Linked DNA regions of Homo sapiens: region 2 is linked to region 1. The links are chromatin contacts, found by Hi-C in ENCODE. All regions are on one chromosome and are shown on one strand. The core of a region is the stretch at or near the end of the contact, and the rest is flanking DNA. Distances in the headings are between cores, read along the strand shown.

Region 1 (5,330 bases), core at 1,249-3,748:
CACCACTTTTCACCAGCTCCACTCACTGGGATTATTGCAATAGCCTCCTAATTGGTCTCCCTCCTTCTGCCCTTTCCCTCCAGTAACCAGCATGCTCCTGTTAAAATGTAAATCAGATAGTGATATTCTTCTCTTCCGCTCAAGCCCTCCAGTGAGATGGCTCAAGCCATCTCAGAATATAATCCTGTTTCTCTCTCTCTCACCCCATTTCCCACTATCTCTTTTACTCACCCTGCTGCAGACATATGAGCCTCCTTGCCATACTTTGAATCTGCCAAACATGGTCCTGCCTCAGGACTTTTGCACATGCTTATCCCTCTATCTGGCCCTACATATCTCCAGGTATCTGCTTCCAATTCTCTTCATTCAGGTCTCTGCTTAAATGTAGCAGAGAGGCCTTCTCTAATCACTCCATAATCTTCATCACTGTGTCTCCCTGCCTTGCTTTTTCTTCATAAGGCTTCTAACCTCCTGGCATCACATACTTCCTTGCTTATTTGTTCATTGTCTATCACCCTGCTTACATTGACAATGTAAGTGCCATGTAAGCAGAGTCTTGGTTTTGTTCATTGCTCTAGCCCCACACTTGGACTGGTACCTGCCACATAATGGATACCTAACAATATGTGGATTTCCGGGTGACCCCCTGCAGCTTGGGTGGGGTGAGGCCAGGACTTTGCTGCCTCTGCCAGGATTTAGAGTTACTGTCACTGCTGCTCCATGATGTAGACTTTACTGAATGAACAAATACAGGTGGGCCCTATGGAGTAAAGCGAGGTGAGTACTTCATGAAGGGAGACCTTCAGCACCACTACCAGCAGCAGAGAAGTGAAGAAGTTAGGACCCCAACAGAGCCCTCTGAGTTTTGTGGGAAGGGAGGACTTCTTAGGGCCCAGAACGGCCAGCTAGAATGCCTTCCAGAAGTTAGTGGGAAAGGCACAAAGATCACTCCTGCTTAAATTTCTGGTTTCCAGGAGGGGAGATCCAGGCAGGGATGTATGGCCAACGGAGATTCCTAGCCAGAGTGCTGAGAGGACTGTGTGAACTGCAGATTCAGGAAGAGGCTGAGAGACCCCCATGGGGGTGGCCGGTATGCTGAGGCTTGTATGGGAGCCAGATATCCCACATCCCATGGGGTGGTTGCCTCCTCCTGTTTCCAGCCTTTCCAGTGAGGCTGCAGGAAAGAGACACAGCTAAGGCCTGGAGACTCGTGGCACTCCGTCAGGGCATGGTACCACAGATGAGTTGTAAGCCTGCGGGACACAGCATCCAACTCTGAAAGCCCCTTGCTCGAATAACCCTACATCACCGCCTGAGGGCTTCCATATCCTTGGTCTCTTCAGACTGTCATCCCCACCACAATTACTCCAAGAAATTACTGTCATCCCCAAATCTATAACTGGAAACTGAGGCTCAGGAAGGAGACATGACTTCCACAAAATCACACAGTTGGGAAACTCTGGAGTCTGCACTCAACTGGTCTGCAAACCGCACTCTCGGAGACTTCAGGTGAGATGAGGTCAGGTTCTCAGGCCAGGTCCTGAAGTTTGACACCTTGGCGAAATGCACTTTCCTTGACTCAGCACCGCGAGTGAGGCGGAGCCAAGCCCCGAGCAGAAGGGTTTTCTTCCCAGCTGAAGAGGCAGCTCAGCCTAGACCCCAGGCATGGCACTGGACACCCCTGCTGTGGAAACGTGCAGATTTAGATGGAGGGGATTCCTAACCTGGGCAGGATCCGAGTTTGGAGAGATTGGCGCGAAGCTTTAGCAGCAATCTCCGATTCCTGTACAACCATAGCTGGGTTTCTAAGCGTCTAGGGAAGAAGGACTGGGCCCACGACCTGCTGAGCAACTCCCAGGTCGGGGACTGGCGGAATATCAGAGCCTCTACGACCCGTTTGTCTCGGGCTCGCCCACTTCAACTCTCGGGGTCTCTCCGCCTGTTGTTGCACTCGTGCGTTTCTCTGCCCCTGACGCTCTAAGCTTTCTGCTTTCTGCGTGTCTCTCAGCCTCTTTCGGTCCCTCTTTCACGGTCTCACTCCTCAGCTCTGTGCCCCCAATGCCTTGCCTCTCTCCAAATCTCTCACGACCTGATTTCTACAGCCGCTCTACCCATGGGTCCCCCACAAATCAGGGGACAGAGGAGTATTGAAAGTCAGCTCAGAGGTGAGCGCGCGCAGCCAGCGTTTCCCGCGGATACAGCAGTCGGGTGTTGGAGAGGTTTGGAAAGGGCGTGCCGGAGAGCCAAGTGCAGCCGCCTAGGGCTGCCGGTCGCTCCCTCCCTCCCTGCCCGGTAGGGGACCTAGCGCGCACGCCAGTGTGGAGGGGCGGGCTGGCTGGCCAGTCTGCGGGCCCCTGCGGCCACCCCGGGGACCCCCCCAAGCCCCGCCCCGCAGTGTTCCTATTGGCCTCGGACTCCCCCTCCCCCAGCTGCCCGCCTGGGCTCCGGGGCGTTTAGGCTACTACGGATAAATAGCCCAGGGCGCCTGGCGAGAAGCTAGGGGTGAGGAAGCCCTGGGGCGCTGCCGCCGCTTTCCTTAACCACAAATCAGGCCGGACAGGAGAGGGAGGGGTGGGGGACAGTGGGTGGGCATTCAGACTGCCAGCACTTTGCTATCTACAGCCGGGGCTCCCGAGCGGCAGAAAGTTCCGGCCACTCTCTGCCGCTTGGGTTGGGCGAAGCCAGGACCGTGCCGCGCCACCGCCAGGATATGGAGCTACTGTCGCCACCGCTCCGCGACGTAGACCTGACGGCCCCCGACGGCTCTCTCTGCTCCTTTGCCACAACGGACGACTTCTATGACGACCCGTGTTTCGACTCCCCGGACCTGCGCTTCTTCGAAGACCTGGACCCGCGCCTGATGCACGTGGGCGCGCTCCTGAAACCCGAAGAGCACTCGCACTTCCCCGCGGCGGTGCACCCGGCCCCGGGCGCACGTGAGGACGAGCATGTGCGCGCGCCCAGCGGGCACCACCAGGCGGGCCGCTGCCTACTGTGGGCCTGCAAGGCGTGCAAGCGCAAGACCACCAACGCCGACCGCCGCAAGGCCGCCACCATGCGCGAGCGGCGCCGCCTGAGCAAAGTAAATGAGGCCTTTGAGACACTCAAGCGCTGCACGTCGAGCAATCCAAACCAGCGGTTGCCCAAGGTGGAGATCCTGCGCAACGCCATCCGCTATATCGAGGGCCTGCAGGCTCTGCTGCGCGACCAGGACGCCGCGCCCCCTGGCGCCGCAGCCGCCTTCTATGCGCCGGGCCCGCTGCCCCCGGGCCGCGGCGGCGAGCACTACAGCGGCGACTCCGACGCGTCCAGCCCGCGCTCCAACTGCTCCGACGGCATGGTAAGGCCGGGACCCCAGGAAGTGAGGAAGTTAGGGCGGCGCTCGGGATATCAGGGACGCGTTTCCGAGGGCGGGGAGCTGGCCTTGCGGGAGGTTTGGGCCAGGATCCTTCCCGAGAGAGAGGACCCCCTTGTCCTGGGCAGCTGTCACTGGGGTAGCCTGTTTTGGAAGTGTGCGGGCAAGCGTTCGAGCTGCCCCATTGGGGGCGCTATTAGAACACTGCAGCGCGAACGTGAAGATCTTTTTCTCTACTTATCCCTACTTCCAAAATGTAAATTTGCGCCCCTTGGTGACTGTCCGCCCTTGGTTTGGCCCTGCATGTTGCAGACCTCATCTCCTACCCACCCGTAATTACCCCCCCAACCAGGACAGGTCTGGGCCCGGAACTAGAGCCTTAGGCTAGAGTTAGGGAGGGGGCGGCTACAGGAATTGGTGTTCGGGCCTCGAGCCGTCCCGCGGGCCTGACTCAGTCGCCCTTGCTGTTTGCAGATGGACTACAGCGGCCCCCCGAGCGGCGCCCGGCGGCGGAACTGCTACGAAGGCGCCTACTACAACGAGGCGCCCAGCGGTGGGTATTCCGGGCCTCTCCCTGCTCGCTCCTCCTCCTTCATGGAGCTGTCCTGGCCTCTATCTAGGACGCTCCCACCCCCACTCACACACGCCTATGTCCTGGGAAGTGGTGCAGGAGATGAAATACTAAGCAAGTAGCTCCCTGTCTTTTGGATTGTCCCGGACTCTAACTAAAGTCCTCAGTTTCCAATCTGTCTCAAAGTACTGGGCCCGGGGGTGGGAGGCTTGTCGCGGCCCCACCCCTGCTTACTAACCGAGCCCTCCCCGCGCAGAACCCAGGCCCGGGAAGAGTGCGGCGGTGTCGAGCCTAGACTGCCTGTCCAGCATCGTGGAGCGCATCTCCACCGAGAGCCCTGCGGCGCCCGCCCTCCTGCTGGCGGACGTGCCTTCTGAGTCGCCTCCGCGCAGGCAAGAGGCTGCCGCCCCCAGCGAGGGAGAGAGCAGCGGCGACCCCACCCAGTCACCGGACGCCGCCCCGCAGTGCCCTGCGGGTGCGAACCCCAACCCGATATACCAGGTGCTCTGAGGGGATGGTGGCCGCCCACCCGCCCGAGGGATGGTGCCCCTAGGGTCCCTCGCGCCCAAAAGATTGAACTTAAATGCCCCCCTCCCAACAGCGCTTTAAAAGCGACCTCTCTTGAGGTAGGAGAGGCGGGAGAACTGAAGTTTCCGCCCCCGCCCCACAGGGCAAGGACACAGCGCGGTTTTTTCCACGCAGCACCCTTCTCGGAGACCCATTGCGATGGCCGCTCCGTGTTCCTCGGTGGGCCAGAGCTGAACCTTGAGGGGCTAGGTTCAGCTTTCTCGCGCCCTCCCCCATGGGGGTGAGACCCTCGCAGACCTAAGCCCTGCCCCGGGATGCACCGGTTATTTGGGGGGGCGTGAGACCCAGTGCACTCCGGTCCCAAATGTAGCAGGTGTAACCGTAACCCACCCCCAACCCGTTTCCCGGTTCAGGACCACTTTTTGTAATACTTTTGTAATCTATTCCTGTAAATAAGAGTTGCTTTGCCAGAGCAGGAGCCCCTGGGGCTGTATTTATCTCTGAGGCATGGTGTGTGGTGCTACAGGGAATTTGTACGTTTATACCGCAGGCGGGCGAGCCGCGGGCGCTCGCTCAGGTGATCAAAATAAAGGCGCTAATTTATACCGCCGTGGCTCCGGCTTTCCCTGGACATGGGTGTGGGATCCGGAGGAAAATCCGCAAACTGGGCCAGCTGTCCCTCAGCGACGCCTGTAGGCGGCAGGCGGATTGCAAGGAGGAAGCCTGCTGCCTGGGGAAGGAAGGAGGGGTGCAAATTTCTCCAGTACGTGAGGAAGTTCCTCTGACCTTGACTACATTACTACACACGTCCGTGGCTCTTATGGAAGGGTACACAGGTTGATATGAGTATTTTTTAAACCCATGTCTGAGCTCGCC
Region 2 (5,330 bases), core at 951-3,450, 79 kb after region 1:
GGCCTGGCAGAGGACACAGGCACTGTCAGTGTTGGGCCCTGCTATGGTTTGAATGTGTTCCCAAAAGTACAGGTGTTGGAAACTTAATCCCCAATGCAACAGTGTTGAGAAGCGGGACCTTTAAGAGGCAATCAGGTCATGAGGGCTCTGCCCTCATGAATGGATGAATGCTGTCACTGTGGGAATGGGTTAATTATCGTGGGAGTTTGGTCTCTTTTTCTCTCTTTCTTGAATGTTTGCTTGCCCTTTTGCCATGTTATGATGCAGCAAGAAGGTCTTCCCCAGATGTGGCCCTGTGATCTTGGACTTCCCAGTCTCCAGAACCATTTATTGAGCTAAATAAATCTCTTTTCTTTATAAATTACCCAGTCTGTGGTATTCTGTTATAGCAGCAAAACATGGACTAAAACAGGCCCTTTCAGGAATTAGTCCATCCATCACTCTCCAGGGCCAAGGATACCCTCGAGGCAGGAGCTGAGGCAGCAGAAAGAAGCTACTCCAGAATCAAAAGTGGGGCTGTTCACCCACAGGATTACTCTGGGGATGTTTCAGGTTTGTGGCCCACATTGCTTCAGAGAAGGCTGTATGTGGGAAAACAGACAGGCCTAGGGTCCCCTTCACACCAAGATCCACAGCAGCCCTGAGAATGAGGTGAGAGGAGTAGATGGGGGGTGAGGGTTGGAGGCAAGGAGGCCAGCAAGGAGGCTGTGGCTGTCCACCAGGTAAGAAAAGGGCAGGGCCTGTGGAAAAAGGGTTTGGGGAAGGTAATGTGCAAAATACAGCCAGGATCTGGCCACTTCTCACCAGTGCCATCACCCCTCAAGGGCTGCCCAACTGGTCTCTCTGCTGCCTCTGTTTCCCTGTATGTTCTATTCTCCACACAGCAACTTGAGTGATTGTGTTAAAACCTATGTCAGACAAGGCACTGCACTGTTTAGAATCCTTCAGTGGCTTCTCCTGTTACTCAGAATAAACAACAGCGGGTCTCCAGCTCCTTCTCTAACATCATGTTCTATCATGATCCACTCTGCTAACATCACCATAGTGACACTGACTTTCTTACTGTTCCTCAAACAGTACTTGCCTCAGGACCTTTGCACTTATTGTTCCTGCTATCTGGAATGCTCTTGGCCCTGACAGCCACAGGTTCATTCCTTCATGTTGTTCAGGTATTTGTGAGAGTCCCACCTTATTTGAGAGGCCTTCCCTGACAACTTTATATGAAATAGCAGTCTACCCCTACTCCCGTCTTATCTCTTCACCTGCTCTATTTTTCTTCATTTTTTTTTTACAGTTTATTTATTTTATGATCTCTCTCTCCTAACAAAACACAAGCTCTTTGAGAGTTAGGTACTCTGTTTTGTTTGCTGCTATATCCCAGTACCTGAAACAGTGCTTGGCATAGGTTAGCGCTCAATGCTGTTGTGTGAATGAAAGGACAAATGAATGAATGGCAGTGAGAGAATGGAGCTGCTTCTTCTCTCTTAGAGGGCCAAAAGGGAACCCATGGATGTGGAAAGCAGCAGCCATGGGCACGGCAATTGTAGCTCGCTATCAGGAAGAACGCTGCAATGACTGGAAGACTGCTCTGGAACATAGCTGGTGCTCTGCCACAGGTCCTGAGCCCCCAGGACAGTCCCACAGTGGGCAGAGGCTGGGCTGAGACAAACCAAAAGTCCTTCCAATCCTGGAGAATTTGTGTGGTGGTGTGTGTGGATATGGAAGTGTGTAAGAAAGAGAAGGAAGGTGGACACAGAAGAGGAGAGTGGGCAGATACACGCTCCCCAGGCTGGCTCCTTCAAACCAGACAAAAGAAAGGCCTTGGCTCAAGTGATAAATAAGTGTGTTGAATTGATGGGTTCTAAGCTGCAAGGCTAGGACTGCTCTGGAACCTCTTCTAGAACCCCCTTGCTCAAAAGGTTGCCCAGTTCTCTCTGTCAATCACTTTCCCTCTACATAGGAGGAAACTGAGGCCCACAGTGGGGCAATGCCATGCAAAGGTCCCCACTGGCCTACCTCCCCGCTCCTCTCAACCACCCCCTGGCATCACTGCAGGCACCTCATCTGACAGCAGCCCAGTGAGGCACGTATTGGATCAACACTGCATGGAAGAGAAAACTGCATTTGGGTGCGGTTCAGAAACAGCCAAGCTGGGACAGGCAGAGGCCAGCCCTCCCCACCCCCAGCCCCAGGAGTAGGAGGCTGCTGAGGCTGCTGTGGACACATTTCCTCAGTCACCTGCAGTGAGAGCGTGCTGTGGCACGTTGGCTCCAGTGGGTGACTATTCTTAGATCTAGGGAGCTATGATGACGGATTTAGAACTTACAAGGTGGAAACATGTTGGCCTGTTTTATAAACAACTGAAATCCTCCCTACAGACTGTCTTTCTGAATTCTGTGTTCTCTCAGAACTGCTGGCTTTCTGGGCTTATTGGCTGCCTTGCGAGAGGGGGCAGAAAGAGAAACTAACCCTCTTGAGGGCCTACTATGATCACATATGGCGTTATGGGCTTTTGTATCACCCATCTCATTTAACAGCTCTGGGAAGAAGATATTTTGGTCACACTCTGTGGATGAGGAAACAGGCTGGGAGAGGTCCAGAAGCAAGCACACCCTGTGATGTGGTACAAGAGTGAGGCTGTGGACCAGCAGGTCTGCTGTGGAGCCTGGTGCTGCCAAAAGAAAGGTGGCCCTGGCAGATGGAGCAGCAAGGGCATGCACACAGCACCTTCGGATCTGAATCCCTTCAGGTGTTGCTCTCCTGTCCTCCAAGATTTCTTCAATCCTGGTGATACCTCCTCCCTCTGTATGACCTGGTAGCTTGTCCCCATTGCCTACCAGGGCCCCCTCAGCAGATTCTCAGTCATCATCATCCCTCTAGAAGTATGGTACCCAGAGCTGGCTGAGGTCCAGAGATGAAGGGCCCACCAAGATGCACACATAGTCCCCAAGGTTCCACCTCTGTTAGCTTAGCCTGAGGCCACATTCGCTGCTTTGGAGGCCAAGTCCACTTCCCCTTGCTGAACCCGCGGCCTGCAAAAACTCTTAAACAGTTTCTGGAGGACTTGTTCTCCTATCTCTTACCTGGCCTGGCCCGTATGCTGGTGGTTTAGACCTGGCTGGGACTTTCAGGTTGTTTCCATTAAAAGTCATCTTATTAAATGAACATGCCAATCTCCGAGGGGCACTAGCAGAGGGGTGGAGGAATGGATGCCATTCTGGGACCAGGAGCAGCTGCACTGTTGCCATTCCTGAAGCCTGGTCACCACCAGAGCCTCCTTACCTTGCTCTCCTCAAGCCTGTTTGGGAATCACCAGTGTGCAGAAGAGGAAGCTAGGGAATTGGGGCAATAGTGGAGGTGGTAGTAAGAAGGTCTGCTCTGGAATCCAGTGGCAGGTCCAGAAGAATCCACATGCAGGAAGATTAGGGTACTAGAGTTCACATGGGGACGGATGACACAAATCTGAGACAGAATTCTCCCTAGAAGTTCCAATCACTGAATAAATATTGTACCTACTTAGTATCTGGTCCGTGTCTGGTGCTATGCCCAATTCAGTTCAATTCATTTTGTACACATCAACTAGGCTCCCACAAAGCCCAAGTGCTGGGTTAGAGAGCTGAGCGTCCATCCCACAGTGACAGCACAGGGAGATGAGGTCCTGGAAAGATTTGCTCAGGAAGACCAGGCAGTGGCTAATTCCTGAGATGGATCAAACCCCGAAGGGAAGAGAGTCTTTCTCTTATTTATCTTTTTTTTTCTAAACAGTAAAATTTTATTAAACTTCTTGTCAATAAAAATTATTACAATACAAAATAGGAGAAAACTAATGGGTTAATACTTTTAATATATATTAATGAATTTTTTTCCTTTTAAATAGACTATTTTTTAAGAGAAAATGTAGGTTCATAGTAAAATTAAGCAGAAAGTATGGACAGTTCCCATAATACTTCCTGCCTCTACTTACTTCATAGCCTTCCCCACCAACATCCCGCACCACTGACACACCATTGGCGCTCAAAGTGGGTGGTTTACATTATGGATGATCTTGGTGTTGTACATTATACGGGTTTGACAAATGTATAATGACATGGATCCACCTAATTATAAGGTCATACTGAATAGTTTTGCTGCCCTAAAAATCCTCTGTGTTTTGCATACTTATTTATCTTTTCATCTGCCAGAGTTGCAGAATAAATGAGTGGAAGAATAGTTATAGAGTGCCAATAATATTCAAGCAGTTGCAGAGAATATAGCACCAAACAACACACAAGGTCCCTGTCCTCAAGGGGCTTATACTCTAATGGGAGAAACAACAAGCAAGTAGTCATACAATTCAACAGAATGCAGCTAGTAATATGAGTTATAAAAAAACAGTATATGATTTAGAAGGGCAGGTAGTTGGGAAGTCCTCCCCAATAATGTGGCCCCTGAGTTGCGACCTGTAGGACAAGAAGGAGCCAGCCATATCTGTGGGAAGAACTTGGCAGGCAGAAGAAATGACAATACAAAGGCTGGAAGGAGGAAGGCATTTTGCCAGTTCCAGATATAGCAAGGAGGGTGACCACGTGTGTCTGGGGCCAAGTGAGCCAAGGGAGAGGCAGGCCTTAAAATTGAAGGGGAAGGCCGGGCACGGTGGCTCACACCTGTAATCCCAGCACTTTGGGAGGCCGAGGCGGGTGGATCACGAGGTCAGGAGATCAAGACCATCCTGGCTAACACGGTGAAAGCCTGTCTCTACTAAAAATACAAAAAATTAGCCGGGCGTGGTGGTGGGCGCCTGTAGTCCCAGCTACTCGGGAGGCTGAGGCAGGAGAACGGCGTGAACCTGGGAGGCGGAGCTTGCAGTGAGCCGAGATAGCGCCACTGCACTCCGGCCTGGGCGAAAGAGCGAGACTCCGTCTCAAAAAAAAAAAAAAGAAAGAAAAAAAAATTCAAGGGGAAGCAGGGCCTTGGGATGCCAGGTGAGGAGTTAGAAGTTTGAGAATGCTGAGAAGCTAGAGAGGGTTTTAAGCAGGGAATGACAAATTCTGATTTACATTTGAAAAGGCTGCTCTCTGAAGGCTGGATTACAAAGGCAAAATGCAGGGAGCAGATTTAGGAGGCTACTGCATTGCAGAGAACCAGGCAGTGCAGGAAGGTGGCTCAAAGTAGGCTGGTAGCAGTGGGGACGGAGATAAATGGATTTATAAACTGTTTTGGATATAGGATTTCTAGGACCTGCTGATACATTATATATACAGAGAGATAGGAATTAAAACTGATTCCTTGAGCAATGAGTGGATGGTAGTGCTATTTATGAAGTTGAGGAGGCCTGGAGGAGAGATAGGCTT

What was found. A loop is a pair of places that touch in the nucleus more often than their neighbours do. Pooled maps may share reads with other maps.
Region 2: a map of gastrocnemius medialis shows a loop between it and region 1 (6-fold over the local background). The contact joins the enhancer-like site here to the promoter of MYOD1 in region 1. A Hi-C loop is called at or near these places in 1 of 168 maps with a recorded cell type or tissue (gastrocnemius medialis) and 1 of 50 pooled maps.

Annotation. Positions count from the first base shown.
Region 1 is chr11:17,717,073-17,722,402 of GRCh38, forward strand. It overlaps MYOD1 (myogenic differentiation 1), which reads left to right and starts at 2,499. Exons shown (of 3, transcript NM_002478.5): 1 at 2,499-3,340; 2 at 3,830-3,908; 3 at 4,183-5,064. The coding sequence starts at 2,711. The coding sequence ends at 4,436. RefSeq lists enhancers at 3,448-3,959, 3,960-4,471.
Region 2 is chr11:17,796,293-17,801,622 of GRCh38, forward strand. All of the region lies in intron 10 of SERGEF (secretion regulating guanine nucleotide exchange factor), which reads right to left. Among named protein-coding and RNA genes, the nearest start is that of KCNC1, 64 kb to the left of the region's middle. Within about 2 kb of position 2,201, at least 6 of the 41 ENCODE cell types and tissues checked have a DNase peak (open chromatin) inside an H3K27ac peak, as active enhancers do; they include gastrocnemius medialis, where a contact is called at or near this core.